Linked DNA regions of Homo sapiens: region 2 is linked to region 1. Evidence: read pairs that join two places in POLR2A ChIA-PET (ENCODE). Cell type or tissue: HepG2. All regions are shown on one strand. Each heading gives the region's core, and the rest is flanking DNA. Links, peaks and the distances in the headings are about the cores only.

Region 1 (6,702 bases), core at 1,150-6,149:
TGGCTTGAACCCAGGAGTTCGAGACCTGCCAGGGCAACATGAGACCCTATCGCTACAAAACTTTAAAAACATTAGCCAGGTGTGGAGGTGTGTGCCGGTGGTCCCAGCTACTTGGGAGGGTAAGGCAGGAGGACCACTTGAGCCTGGGAGGTCGAGGTTGCAGTGCGCTGTGATTGCACCACTGCACTCCAGCCTGGGTGACGGTGAGACCCTGTCTCTAGTAAATAGATGCATAAAGACTAATAGGCGCAGTGGGGTTTTGCAGAAGGAAAATTGGAGATGAGCGGGGTGGGGATGGGGTGCCATGCCCTGAATACCATGTACCACAAACCTGGCACTCAAGCAGATCTCCCCTCCTGATTTGTCCCTGCCACCCGCAGCATGGGTACCAACGATGGGTAAGTTAGGAATTTCAAGTTCTGGCTTAGAAGAGCAACAGCAGAAAACCTTCCATGAGGCATCTTATTCCACAGGAGCAGCACGCTCTACATTCGTGGTAACCAAAGTCCCTGGCCCACACACTGCCAGGTGTGTGATGATGGGGAATTGTTCTCTGCTGATGTCTGAGGCTGATCCTTGGTCCCACACACAGGGTGGTTTCTCCCTTCAGAATGCACGGGGATAAAGACTTCCATTTGTGGCCGAGCGCGGTGGCTCACTCCTGTAATCCCAGCACTTTGGGAGGCCGAGGCGGATGGATCAAGAGGTCAGGAGATTGAGACTATCCTGGCTAACATGGTGAAACCCGTCTCTACTAAAAAACACAAAAAATTAGCCAGGAGTGGTGTCGGGTGCCTGTAGTTCCAGATACTGGGGAGGCTAAAGCAGGAGAATGGCGTGAACCCAGGAGGCGGAGCTTGCAGTGAGCCGAGATCGCGCCACTGCACTCCAGCCTGGGCGACAGAGCGAGACTCCATCTCAAAAATAAAAAAAGAAAAAAAAAAAGACTTCCATTTGCAACACCCCACTGAGTAGGTCTCACTGCTTCTTGCCAGAAGTCAAGGTGGGGGACATTGCTCTCACCACGACTGGCCACCACCCCAGAGCACTCTTTGGACGTGCAGCCTCATCACTGCCACAGTGCAGCACTGGCCGGGGACATTTGAGCAGAAGATGGTAATTACCCTAATGGGAAGCTGGCTGGGGCACAAGGGGACCTTCTCTCTTCCTCAAAGGGCCTCACGTGTCCCTTACCGACCACAAGGTTTTAGGGTGTAATTTGTGAGCTCAGTCCTCCAGCCACTGCTGCATCCTGGCAAGGACCTAGTGCTGACTCACCTGGCTGAACAGTGACCCTTGAGGTCACGTGAGTGGGGTACAGTGACCCTCTCTGAACTGGCATCCACCATCCTACCTGGGATCCCTATGGACTCACCAGCAGGACTTAGAACACTGAGATTTTAGTAAAAAATTTTAAAAGTTAGGGCTGGGCACGGTGGCTCAAGCCTGTAATCCCAGCACTTTGGGAGGCCAAGGGGGCAGATCACGAGGTCAGGAGTTCCAGACCAGCCTGGCCAATATGGTGAAACCCCATCTCTACTAGAAAAATAATTAAAAAAAAAAAAATTAGCAGGGCGTGGTGGCACATGCCTATAATCCCAGCTACTCGGGAGGCTGAGGCAGAAGAATTGCTTGAACCCAGGAGGCGGAGGTCGCAGTGAGCCGAGATCGCACCACTGCACTCCAGCCTGGGAAACAGAGCAAGACTCCATCTCAAAAAAAATAAAAAGAAATAAAACATGGCCGGGCATGGTGGCTCACACCTGTAATCCCAGCACTTTGGGAGGCCGAGGCAGGCAGATCACAAGGTCAGGAGATCAAGGCCATCCTGGCCAACACGGTGAAACCCCATCTCTACTAAAAATACAAAAGGCCAGGCACAGTGGCTCACGCCTGTAATCCCAGCACTTTGGGAGGCTGAGGCGGGCAGATCACGAGGTCAGGAGATCGAGACCATCCTGGCTAGCACGGTGAAACCCTGTCTCTACTAAAAATACAAAAAAATTAGCCGGGCGTGGTGGGGGGGTGCCTGTAGTCCCAGCTACTCGGGAGGCTGAGGCAGGAGAATGCCGTGAACCTGGGAGGTGGAGCTTGCAGTGAGCCAAGATTGCGCCACTGCATTGCAGCCTGGGCGACAGAGCGAGACTCTGTCTCAAAAAATAAATAAATAAAAAATAAAAATAAAAATACAAAAATTAGCTGGGCATGGTGGCACATGCCTGTAGTCCCAGCTACTCAGGAGGGTGAGGCAGGACAATCGCCTGAATCCAGGAGGCGGAGGTTGCAGTGAGCCGAGATCACACCACTGCACTCCAGCCTGGTGACACAGTGAGACTCTGTCTCAAAAAACAAACAAACAGAAAAAGGGACTCAACGAGAAGCACTGTAGAGATTGATGTAGGTCAGTCATTAAGTCAGCTTGGAAAGCTTTAGAGCAGGGGTGTCCAATCTTTTGGCTTCCCTGGACCACACTGGAAGACGAATTGTCTTGAGCCACACGTAAAATACACTAACAATAGCTCTGTGCATAAATCTCACAATGTTTTAAGAAAGTTTAAGAATTTGTGTTGGGCTGCATTCAAAGCTTTCCTGGGCCGCATGCAGCCCACAGGCCGCGGGTTGGACAAGCTTGCTTTAGATCAAGGCCATTTCTACAGTTATGGATTGCCTGCATCTAAAAACATGCTCCTTGTCCTTCATTTCCAGTAGATTAGGAAATCCTGGGAGAGGGAAATTATCAGTAACTGGGCTGCTCCGCTTGGGGACAAACTAGAGACATTTAGTATGATGATGAATCCAGCAGTGCTTGGGGCTGGACAATCACTTTATCAAGTTATCACATTAACAGAAACACCCCCAAAATGTTTATCTCATGGTACCAGCTGCTCATTCATGCCAATTTACCAGGCACTGATTTCTCATGCCTGGGGAAAGAGCAGGGCAACCCCAGGTAGGTGCCTGCCCCTCTGTTCTTACAGGCAGAGCAACGATACACAAGGAAACAAAGACCAGCACAGCAGGTGGGGAAGGGCTCCAGGTGCCGACATCAATCAGGAACCCACTGGTCATGTTTGCTTTTGCCCATGCTCTGTGTTTGGTGCTTTGAATAATATCAGACGGAGCCCTTTGAGGGGCTGTAAATCTTCTCCACACCATGGCAGTGCACTCAGAGGGGCTGTGTGGCTCATGACTGCAGTTGGCCACAGATTAAAAAGCTCTAGGAATTATACCTCTCAGCATCTTTACAGACAGAGCCTAGAAGATCTCAACTGTAGGTTCCTGGAGGCTGAGAAGGTAAGTTGGCGCTGGTTCCCCAGGTGTTCTGTGGCTCTAATTACACAGAGAATTCCAGGGTTCTTCATTTCAGGAGAGGAGTGCAGGGCCCCAGGGTACAAGGTGGCATAGCAAGAACCCTGAGTGCCTTGGGACAGAAGTCAGAGCAAGTCAGACACAAAGTCAACTTCAGGTCAAAGGCCTCCTCCACCATCTGGACTCAGGCAGAGCCACTTCACCTGGGGCCAGTGGAGTGCAGAGGTTTCTTTGGCCACGCCTTACTCATTCCATTTCAGACTCAAAAACAAGGTTGGCTCCTCCCAAGGGATTATGTGCACACTGTACTGGTGAGCAGCCTGGCCTCCTGCACCCCCGAGGCCCCTGAATACTCTCTTTGTCACAGTCTGTGCAGCCAGGCAGGGTCAGAGCTCAGGGGCCCAGGAGGAAAAGCAGACATTTGAGAGCCCTGGTTTTGTGTTGTGTTTATTTTAGGGTAACTATACAGGCCGTGGATCCCAAGGGGTGCAAGACTGAGCCAGGCTGGGCTTGATCTCTGAAAGGGAACTCACGACAGATCTGAGGGAAGGGTTCCGGCCCGGGGTGCTCCAGGGTTTCTAGGCTGGTGACCGACACAGAGGCTGAGCATGGCTGAACCCAGACACCGCGAGGGATCCAGACCATGCGGCGGAATGCGTGGCCATGGGGAGGTCCCAGAGCAGAGACAGAGGAAGCCCTGGACAGCAGGCGGGCTGGGTCAGCGAGCAGGACCCGTGCGGTATGGTGAAGAGAGACACACGCTGCGATTCTGAGTCAGGAGATGAGAGAAATACTCAAGGCCCTGTCTGCTTCCTATTGAGGGTGGTCAGAGTTATTTACACATGCTGAATTTGTTTCTCTTTTGAACAGATAAAGCAAGGTGGTTAAAAATGAATGGGTCCTGGCTGGGCGTGGTGGCTCACACCTGTAATCCCAGCACTTGGGGAGGTTGAGGCGGGTAGATCACCTGAGGTTGGGGGTTGGGAGTCTGAGACCAGCCTGACCAACATGGAGAAACCCTGTCTCTACTAAAAATACAAAATTAGTCAGGCATGGTGGCGCAGGGCTATAATCCCAGCTGCTCGGGAAGCTGAGACAGGAGAATCTCTTGAACCCGGGAGGTGGAGGTTGCGGTGAGCCATGATCTCGCCATTGCACTCCAGGCTGGGTGACAAGAGCGAAACTCTGTGCCTCAAAAAAAAAAAAAACAAGAATGGGACATGCTGAGATGTGTCACTTAGACACTAGTTCCTGTGTGAACATGGGGTTGACAAGCTCCTCCCCACGTGACAGCAAACATCGTCTCAGATGGTGAAAGCACCTCCAGTGCCCGCCCAGGGGCCTGAACGTTGTAAGATGAGAGAACTAGGCTGGACGTGGCGCCTCACACCTGTCGTCCCAGCACTTTGGGAGGCTGAGGTAGGAGGACCAAGAGCCTGGGAGGCGGAGGCGGAGGTTGTAGTGAGACGAGATTGCGCCACTCTAGCCTTAGTGGCAGAGTGAGACCCTGTCTCAAAAAAAAAAAAGGCCAGGCGCGGTGGCGCACGCCTGTAATCCCAGCACTTTGGGAGGCCGAGGCGGGCGGATCACCTGAGGTCAGGAGTTTGAGACCAGCCTGGCCAACATGGCAAAACCCTGTCTCTACTAAAAATACAAAAATTAGACAGGCGTGGTGGCAGGCACCTGTAATCCCAGCTACTCGGGAGGCTGAGGCGGGAGAATCGCTTGAACCTGGAAGGCAGTGGTTGCAGTGAGCCAAGATCATGCCACTGCAGTCCAGCCTGGGCAACAGAGTGAGACTCCATCTTAAAAAAAAAAAAAAAAAAGAATGCAGAAGTTCCTCACAACTCATGGGCATAATTCTCCCCACACTGCTCAGTGACAAGGCAGAGGCAGAACAGGCCATTATAAAAGATGTGCCAGATCAAAGGACAGATGAACTTTTCTTTTCTTTTCTTTTCTTTTCGAGAGGGAGTTTTGCTCTTGTCGCCCAGGCTGGAGTGCAGTGTCATGATCTCAGTTCACTGCAAGGTTTGCCTCCCAGGCTGAAGCGATTCTCCTGTCTCAGCCTCCCCAGAAGCTGGGATTACAGGTGCCCACCACCACAGCCGGCTCATTTTTTGTATTTTTAGTAGAGACCAGGTTTCTCCATGTTGGGGACGCTGGTCTCAAACTCCTGACTTCAGGTAATCTGCCCACCTCGGCCTCCCAAAGTGCTGGGATTACAGGCGCGCGCCACCATACGCTTTTTTTTTTTTTTTTGAGACAGAGTCTCAATCTGTCGCCCAGGCTGTAGTTGGCATGATCTCGGCTCACTGCAACCTACATCTCCTGGGTTCAAGTGATTCTCCAGCCTCAGCCTCCCAAGTAGCTGCGATTACAGGCACTGGTCACCACGCCCGGCTAATTTTGTATTTTTAGTAGAGATGTGGTTTCACCATGTTGGCCAGGCCAAATTCGAACTCCTGACCTCAGGTGATCTACCCACCTCAGCCTCCCAAAGCGCTGGGATTACAGTCATGAGCCACCCCACTTGTCCTAGACAGAAAATTATCTTTTTTTTGAGACGGAGTGTCGCTCTGTCACCCAGGCTGGAGTGCAGTGGCACGATCTCAGCTCACTGCAAGCTCCGCCTCCTGGGTTCAAGCAAATCTCCCGCCTCAGCCTCCTGAGTAGCTGGAATTACATGCACCTGCCACCACACCCGGCTAATTTTTGTAGTTTTGGTAGAGATGGGGTTTCACCATGTTGTCCAAGCTGGTCTCGAACTCCTGCTCTCAGGTGACCCGCCTGCCTCAGCCTCCCAAAGTGCTGGGATTACAGGCGTGAGCCACTGCGCCGGGCCAAGACAAGAGTTTTGCTCTAGTTGCCCAGGCTGGAGTGCAGTGGCGCAATCTTGGTTTACTGCAACCTTCGCCTCCTGGGTTCAGGCGATTCTCCTGCCTCAGCCTCCCGAGTAGCTGGGATTACAGGCATGCACCACCACACCTGGCTGATTTTGTATTTTTAGTAGAGACGGGGTTTCTCCATGTTCGTCAGGCTGGTCTTGAACTCCTGACCTCAGGTGATCTGCCTGCCTTGGCCTCCCAAAGTGCTGGGATTACAGGCATGAGCCACCACACCTGGCCAATTTTTGTGTTTTTAGTAGAGATGAGATTTCACCATGTTGGCCAGGCTAGTCTCAAACTCCTGACCTCAGGTGATCCACCGGCCTCGGCCCCCCAAAATGCTGGGATTACAAGTGTGAGACACCGTGCCCAGCACCCCTGCCTTTTTTTTTTTTTTGAGACAGGGTGTCACTCTGTCATCCAGGCTGGAGTGCAGTGGCGTGATGGTGGCTCCCTGCAGCCTCAGCCTCCTGGGCTCAAGTGATCCTCTCACCTCAGCCTCCCA
Region 2 (6,702 bases), core at 859-5,858, 66 kb before region 1:
GGATGCAAACAAGCGTCAGCAACTGCTGTGGGACGGGTGCAGCAGGGAGGGCCCCATAGAGAGAAAGAAACAATTCTGGCTGGGCACGGGGGCTCACACCTGTAATCCCAGCACTTTGAGAGGCCAAGATGGGAGAATTTCTTGAACCCAGGAGTTCGAGACTGGCCTGGGCAAGACAGCAAAACCCCATTTCTACAAAGGGTTTTAAAAATTAGCCTGGCGTGATGGCCTGCACCTGTGATCCCAGCACTCCAGCCTGGACGACAGAGCAAGGCCCTGTCTCAAGAGGAAAATAAAAAAAGAAAACGAAAAGAAAGAGAACAACGTACTAATATCCACATGCCCATCACTCAACTTAAGAAACCAACCATCTCTGAGGTAACAGCAGCTCCATGCCTTTTCCATGCTGCCCCACCTGCCCAGCTCAGATACCAGCTGACCAGTGCTTAGAGTGGGCCTGACCCCTGTGGCAGAGACCCCCAAATAACAGAGGTCAGGGCACTCTGCCTGAGCACACAGGCACCAGACAGGTGGGGCGTGGCAGCCGCGGCAGCACAGACAGCAGCAGCCATGCCCACGGTCACCATCAGCACGGTGCAGCTCCCTTCCCACGGGGCCATCCCTGCCCTGGCCCCGGGCTCCCCACAGTTCAGCCACCGCAGAGTGGAGGCCAGTGTGGTGGGCCCTCCTGACATGAAGGTGGCCCCAGCCTGCTTCTCCTGCCTGTAGCACACGCCCAGGCCTAGGAGAGTCAGCCCTTCAGCACTCTCCTGGGCCAGATGTACAGAATCCCAGGGATGGCCTGACCTGCGGTGAGCTATCCCACAAAACAAGTAAGGAAGCCTCCAGAACAGACCCAACGAGGCAGCCTGGGCAGATGCCAGGAGGGGGCAGGGGACAGGAGCCTGGAGGAGCTCTGAAGGCTGGCAGGCGCCCTGAGCAATGGGAGGAGTGTGCTGAAGTGCGGGGGCGATGAGCTGACCGGGCTGTCGTAGTAGGAAGTCAAGGACCCAAGAGAAAGCAGTGCCTGTTATTCTGAGCTTCTGAGAGAACCACCAGAAGGAGAAATGGAAACAGGCCAGGTCTTTGTCTTGGAGGAGCAGGACAAGGAATGAATAAAAAGGAAACTGTGGCTTCTCCATGTAAGTCTTTTGGTAGGACTTAAATTTTTAAAGAAATAAATAAACAAAAAAGTTTAATAATACTATAAAAATAATAAAGGCAATTATTGTCAACTAATTACTACGAGTAATCAGTATTAACAGTTATAATACTAATTACTATTAATAATTATAATTTGCAGAAATAAAACCATGCAAAAATATAAAGAAATGACCAAGACAGACCAAGCAGATGCAAACAAAGGGTGGGACGAGGTGGAACCCTCAGCTCAGAGAAATGCAGATGACAAAGTGACATTTTAAAGTCTATTTTTAATTAATATTCCCGAAGAAACCCATCAACACCAAAAATGTAAAGTAAAATATAAAGCAAAACCTGTTAGAAATCCAGGGAAGGCGTGAACAACAGCATATGAAAACATCCTTGATCTACCCACAATCAAAACCCCAACACTTCTGCCCACACACGACGGCAGGTTTCCAAACCACTACCGTCGACTACGAGTAAGAAGGTGAAGGACCTGGGCAGACACTCAGTGTGAGCCACGTAACTCTACTGAAGGCACTGGCAGCATGCAGGATATATACTCATTCTTGGGCAGTTTCACAGAAATGCCTGCAGACACCGGGGACTGTAGCCAACATCTGGACACATGCTACCATTGGGGTGAGGAAATGACCTGGGTATACCATGGTGCAGAAACAACACTTAGGCTGGGTGTGGTGGCTCACGCCTGTAATCCCAGCACTTTGGGAGGCCGGGCGCAGTGGCTCAGGGCTGTAATCCCAGCACTTTGGGAGGCCGAGACTGGCGGATCACTTGAGGTCAGGAGATCGAGACCAGCCTGGCCAACATGGTGAAACCCCGTCTCTACCAAAAATACAAAAATTTGCCGAGCATGGTGGCACTCGCCTGTAATCCCAGCTACTTGGGAAGCTGAGGCAGGAGAATCGTTTGAACCCAGGAGGCGGAGGTTGCAGTGAGCTGAGATCGCACCACTGAGCTCCAGAGCCTAGGTGACAGAGCGAGACTCCATTTCAAAAAAAGAAAACAATGCTTAGAACTCAGACGTGCAGACCAGGCACGGTGGCTCACACCTGTAATCCCAGCACTTCGGGAGGCTGAGGCGGGTGGATCACCTGAGGTTGGGAGTTCGAGACGAGCCTGACCAACATGGAGAAACCCCATCTCTACTAAAAACACAAAATTAGCTGGACATGGTGGCACATGCCTGTAATCCCAGCTACTCAGGAGGCTGAGGCAGGAGAATCACTTGAACCCGGGAGGCGGAGGTTGTGGTGAGCCAAGATTGAGCCATTGCACTCCAGCCTGGGCAACAAGAGCAAAATTCTGTCTCGAAAAAAAAAAAAAAGAACTCAGACGTGCAAACCCAGGGCATGTTATAGACCAGCAATACTCTCCATGGTCCAATAAAACAGGATGTGTCTGGCTGGGCGTGGTGGCTCATGCCTGTAATCCTAGCACTTTAGGAGGTAGAGGGAGGAGAATCGCTTGAAGCCAGGAGTTTGACATCACCCTGGGCAACAAAGTAAGACCTTGTTTCTATAAAAAATAAAATAAAATAAATTAGCGGTGGCATGTGCCGGTAGTCCCAGCTATTTGGGAGACTGAGATGGGAGGATCACTTGAGGCCACGAGTTCAAAACCAGACTGGACAACCCAGCAAGACCCTGTCTCTAAAAAATAAAAAAATAAAAATAAATAAATAAAAAAAAGACAAAGCCTTCTGGACACTTCGATGGAGAGTCCAGAGGTGGAATATACCTCCTACATAAAGTCCCAGAAGCAGACACCCCCCCTGCTCTTCCTCCTCTAAGGAGCTGAAAGACCCTGTGCTCCCCATCGCAGCCAGCCATCCTCATCTGGGGCTGCCCAACTGCTAAGAACTACTGAATGGACACAGATGAAATTTATCTGGGCCGGGCGCCATGGCTCACGCCTGTAATCCCAGCACTTTGGGAGGCCAAGGCAAGTGGATCACCTGAGGTCAGGAGTTCGAGACCAGCCTGGCCGACATGGTGAAGCCCCGTCTCTACTAAAAAAAAAAAAAAAAAAAAAAAAAATTAGCTGGGCGTGGTGGCGTGCACCTGCAATCCCAGCTACTCGGGAGGCTGAGGCAGAATTGCCTGAACCCAGGAGGCGGAGGTTGCAGTGAGCCAGGATCACACCACTGCATTCCAGCCTGGGCGACAGAGCAAGAATCTGCCTCAAAAAAAAAAAAAAAGAAAGAAAGAGAGAAAGAAACTTATCTCAGAACCTGACCTTCACATTAGTTTTGCTCTGAGAAGCAAAACTAGAATCTTTTTTTTTTTTTTGAGATGGAGTTTCGCTCTCGTTGCCCAGGCTGGAGTGCAACGTCACGATCTCAGCTCACCGCAACCTCTGCCTCCGGTTTCAAGCGATTCTCCTGCCTCAGCCTCCTGAGTAGCTGGGATTACAGGCATGCACGACCATGCCTGGCTAATTTTTTGTATTTTTAGTAGAGACGGGGTTTCTCCATGTTGGTCAGGCTGATCTCGAACTCGTGAACTCAGGTGATCCGCCCGCCTTGGCCTCCCAAAGTGCTGGGATTACAGGCGTGAGCCACCACGACAAAACTAGAATCTTAAAATTTAACAGCTTTTGAAAACTTTTTTTTGAGACACGGTCTCGCTCTGTCGGCCAGGCTGGAGTGCAGTGGTGTGATCTCAGCTCATTGCAACCTCTGCCTCCTGGGTTCAAGCGAATGTCCCGCCTCAGCTTCCTGAGTAGCTGGGATTACAGATGCCTGCCCACCACGCCCAGCTAATTTTTGTATTTTCAGTAGAGACGGGGTTTCACTATGTTGCCCAGCTGGTCTCAAACTCCTGACTTCAGGTGATCTGTCCGCCTCAGCCTCCCAAAGTGCTGGGATTACAGGCGTGAGCACTGCACTCGGCATGGCTTTTGAAACCTCATGCTGGACAAGGCAGTGTGAGGGATGGAGACCAGCTACTCTGAGCATCTCTACAACCCACGGTCACAGACAAGGTTATACACAGACAATCTGTGGACTCCCATTCAGACCCCAATTCTAAGGGTTACGTGTGCACTCTGGCTTTAAATACTCTCCCTCAAGGGTAAACTAGCTTCAGGAACACCACCCCCGGCCAAGAGTCTAAGAAGGAATGAAGCAGCTGTGAGAATGCAGCTCACTGTGGACCTTACCTTTGCTCCCCCAGGATTGCCCGGGCACCAAAATACCTTTTCAGTTCTGTGTCTGGATTCAAGTGTCTGGGGAATTGAAAATTGTAGAAAAAAAACATGAAATTATGTTCTAAGACGATTCCAAAAGCTTCAGAAAGCCACCTAATAGTCAAGGAGAGAACACGGATTTTTGGTTTGAAAGGCAGCTTCCAGGCCTTTCTCTAAAATCACCACCCCAACCACAGCTGAGGCCTCGCCACTGCGGGCACCATGGGGAAGCTGCCGTCACTGTGCCGTGAGGGCGCTCGGTGAGTGCTGTGTCAAGAGGCACTGTGTGTGGCACACGTCTGTTTCTGAGGCTGAGTCGGGGCAGTGCACGCACCCTGGGACTACACTACTGCGTCTTAACTGACTCCACGGAGCTTTTTTTTTTTTAAGCTGGCAATAATTTCTGAAGTAGGGACAGCGATTCATTAAGCATCTGTAAGACCAAGAGATGAATTAATCATCCAAGGATGACAGGGTAAGGAGGAACTTTTTGACCAGACGTGGTGGTTCACACCTGTAATTCCAGCATTTTGGGAGACTGAGGCAAGAGAATCTCCTGAGCCCAGGAGGTCGAGGCTGCAGTGGGCTATGATCACACCACTGAACTCCAGCCTGGGTGATAGAGAGATCCTGTCTCTTAAAAAAAAGAAAAAGAAGGAACTCTCTAATATACATAAGAAGTAAAACTAGAAGTTCTCTGAAATATGGATGACTTCCTTTCCTCCTTGTTCCTATTTCCTTTTGTCGGGAGACAGAGTCTCGCTGTATCACCCAGGCTGGAGTGCAGTGGCGCGATCTCGATCTCGGCTCACTGCAACCTCTGCCTCCCGGGTTCAAGCGATTCTCCTGCCTCAGCCTCCTGAGTGGCTGGGATTACAGGCACCCACCACCACATCCAGCTAATTTTTGTATTTTTTTTTTCTTTTTTTTGAGACGGAGTTTTGCTCGTTGCCCAGGCTGGAGTGCAGTGGCACAATCTCAGCTCACCGCAACCTCCGCCTCCCAGGTTCAAGCAATTTTCTGGCCTCAGCCCCCTGAGTAGCTGGGATTACAGGCATGCGCCACCACGCCTGGCTAATTTTGTACTTTTACTAGAGATGGGGTTTCTCCATCTTGGTCAGGCTGGTCTCAAACTCCTGACCTCAGGTGATCTGCCCACCTCAGCCTCCCAAAGTGCTGGGATTACAGGCGTGAGCCACCGGGCCCGGCCTATTTCCTAAATGAGTAATAACAAACTCATATTATTATTATTATTATTTTTTTGAGACACAGTCTCGCAGTGTTGCCCAGGCTGGAGTGCAGTGGCACAATCTCGACTCACTGCAAGCTCCACCTATTGGGTTCACGCCATTCTCCTGCCTCAGCCTCCCGAGTAGCTGGGACTATAAGGCGCCCGCTACCACGCCCAGCTAATTTTTTGTATTTTTAGTAGAGAGGGGGTTTCACCATGTTAGCCAGGATGGTCTCGATCTCCTGACCTCATGATCCGCCTGCCTTGGCCTCCCAAAGTGCTGGGATTACAGGCGTGAGCCACCACGCCCAGCCAATAAACTCATATGATTTTTAAATAAAGACAGTACATTTTATTTTTCCTTTTTTAGAGAACCTTTTCCTCCCACGAAGTCTCTGTGGCAGCCACAGAGAAGGGCAGCCGCAGAGAAGGGCAGCCGCAGAGAAGGGCAGCCGCAGAGAAGGGCAGCCGCAGAGAAGGGCGGGGGCCACACCTGTGCTCCACGTAGAGAACGTGCTTCCTGGAGCTCAGGGGAGCTGGGCCGGGACGGTTCAACCCAGTGCTGTCCTCAATCCTCTCTAGGATGCGATCGATATCTTCTAGTCCGTTTTCCTAAAAGCCCCAAAACAACCTCTTAATCACCACACTGACATTATTTTAAATATTGTAACAATAACAAAATTATTTATCTTAAAAGAGACCTATTACACTGTATTTACTTCCTAAAGGACAGCATAAGTCAAACACTATGTACCATCCACACATTTAGAAAAAAGAAGAGATGTTTCCTAAGAAGCGCTCAGCATAGACAGAATCACAGAACCAGAAGGACCCTAGAAAAAACTGGGCATTCCACATCACACTGGTGTGCTCACCTCCTCAGGCAAACAGGGTTGGGACTTGTGGCTCCAACTAAACGGCAACAAAGCTACACCCTTGTCTCAGGACACAGTCAGACGAGGACGAAGGGCAATGATGAAAACATATTTTTTTCTGATGACAGACTAGCTCCAGTGGAGGGTTCTGTACCCACCATGCAATTAACCCATAAGCATGGGACAGATGTCAGGGCAAACAGCAAGTGTCCCACGGGTCACAGGAGCACCAGAACTAGA

What was found. Peaks named below come from ENCODE experiments on the same cell type or tissue, not always from the same donor. Only the 100,000 strongest peaks of a DNase experiment are listed, where the experiment ranks them.
Region 2: POLR2A ChIA-PET joins it to region 1 with 7 read pairs; 23 of 35 experiments call an interaction of 5 or more read pairs at or near these places.

What each region holds. Positions count from the first base shown.
Region 1 is chr16:89,819,609-89,826,310 of GRCh38, reverse strand. No RefSeq gene overlaps it. Among named protein-coding and RNA genes, the nearest start is that of SPIRE2, 5.5 kb to the left of the region's middle. RefSeq lists an enhancer at 3,949-4,118. In HepG2, for the core only: no CTCF peak of the experiment used is centred there; DNase peaks (open chromatin) are centred at 2,370, 3,059, 3,640 and 4,590; H3K4me3 peaks cover 1,961 bases.
Region 2 is chr16:89,885,345-89,892,046 of GRCh38, reverse strand. TCF25 (TCF25 ribosome quality control complex subunit) reads right to left here. Exons shown (of 18, transcript NM_014972.3): 4 at 6,081-6,199; 5 at 4,330-4,395. Among named protein-coding and RNA genes, the nearest start is that of TCF25, 15 kb to the right of the region's middle. In HepG2, for the core only: no CTCF peak of the experiment used is centred there; no DNase peak of the experiment used is centred there.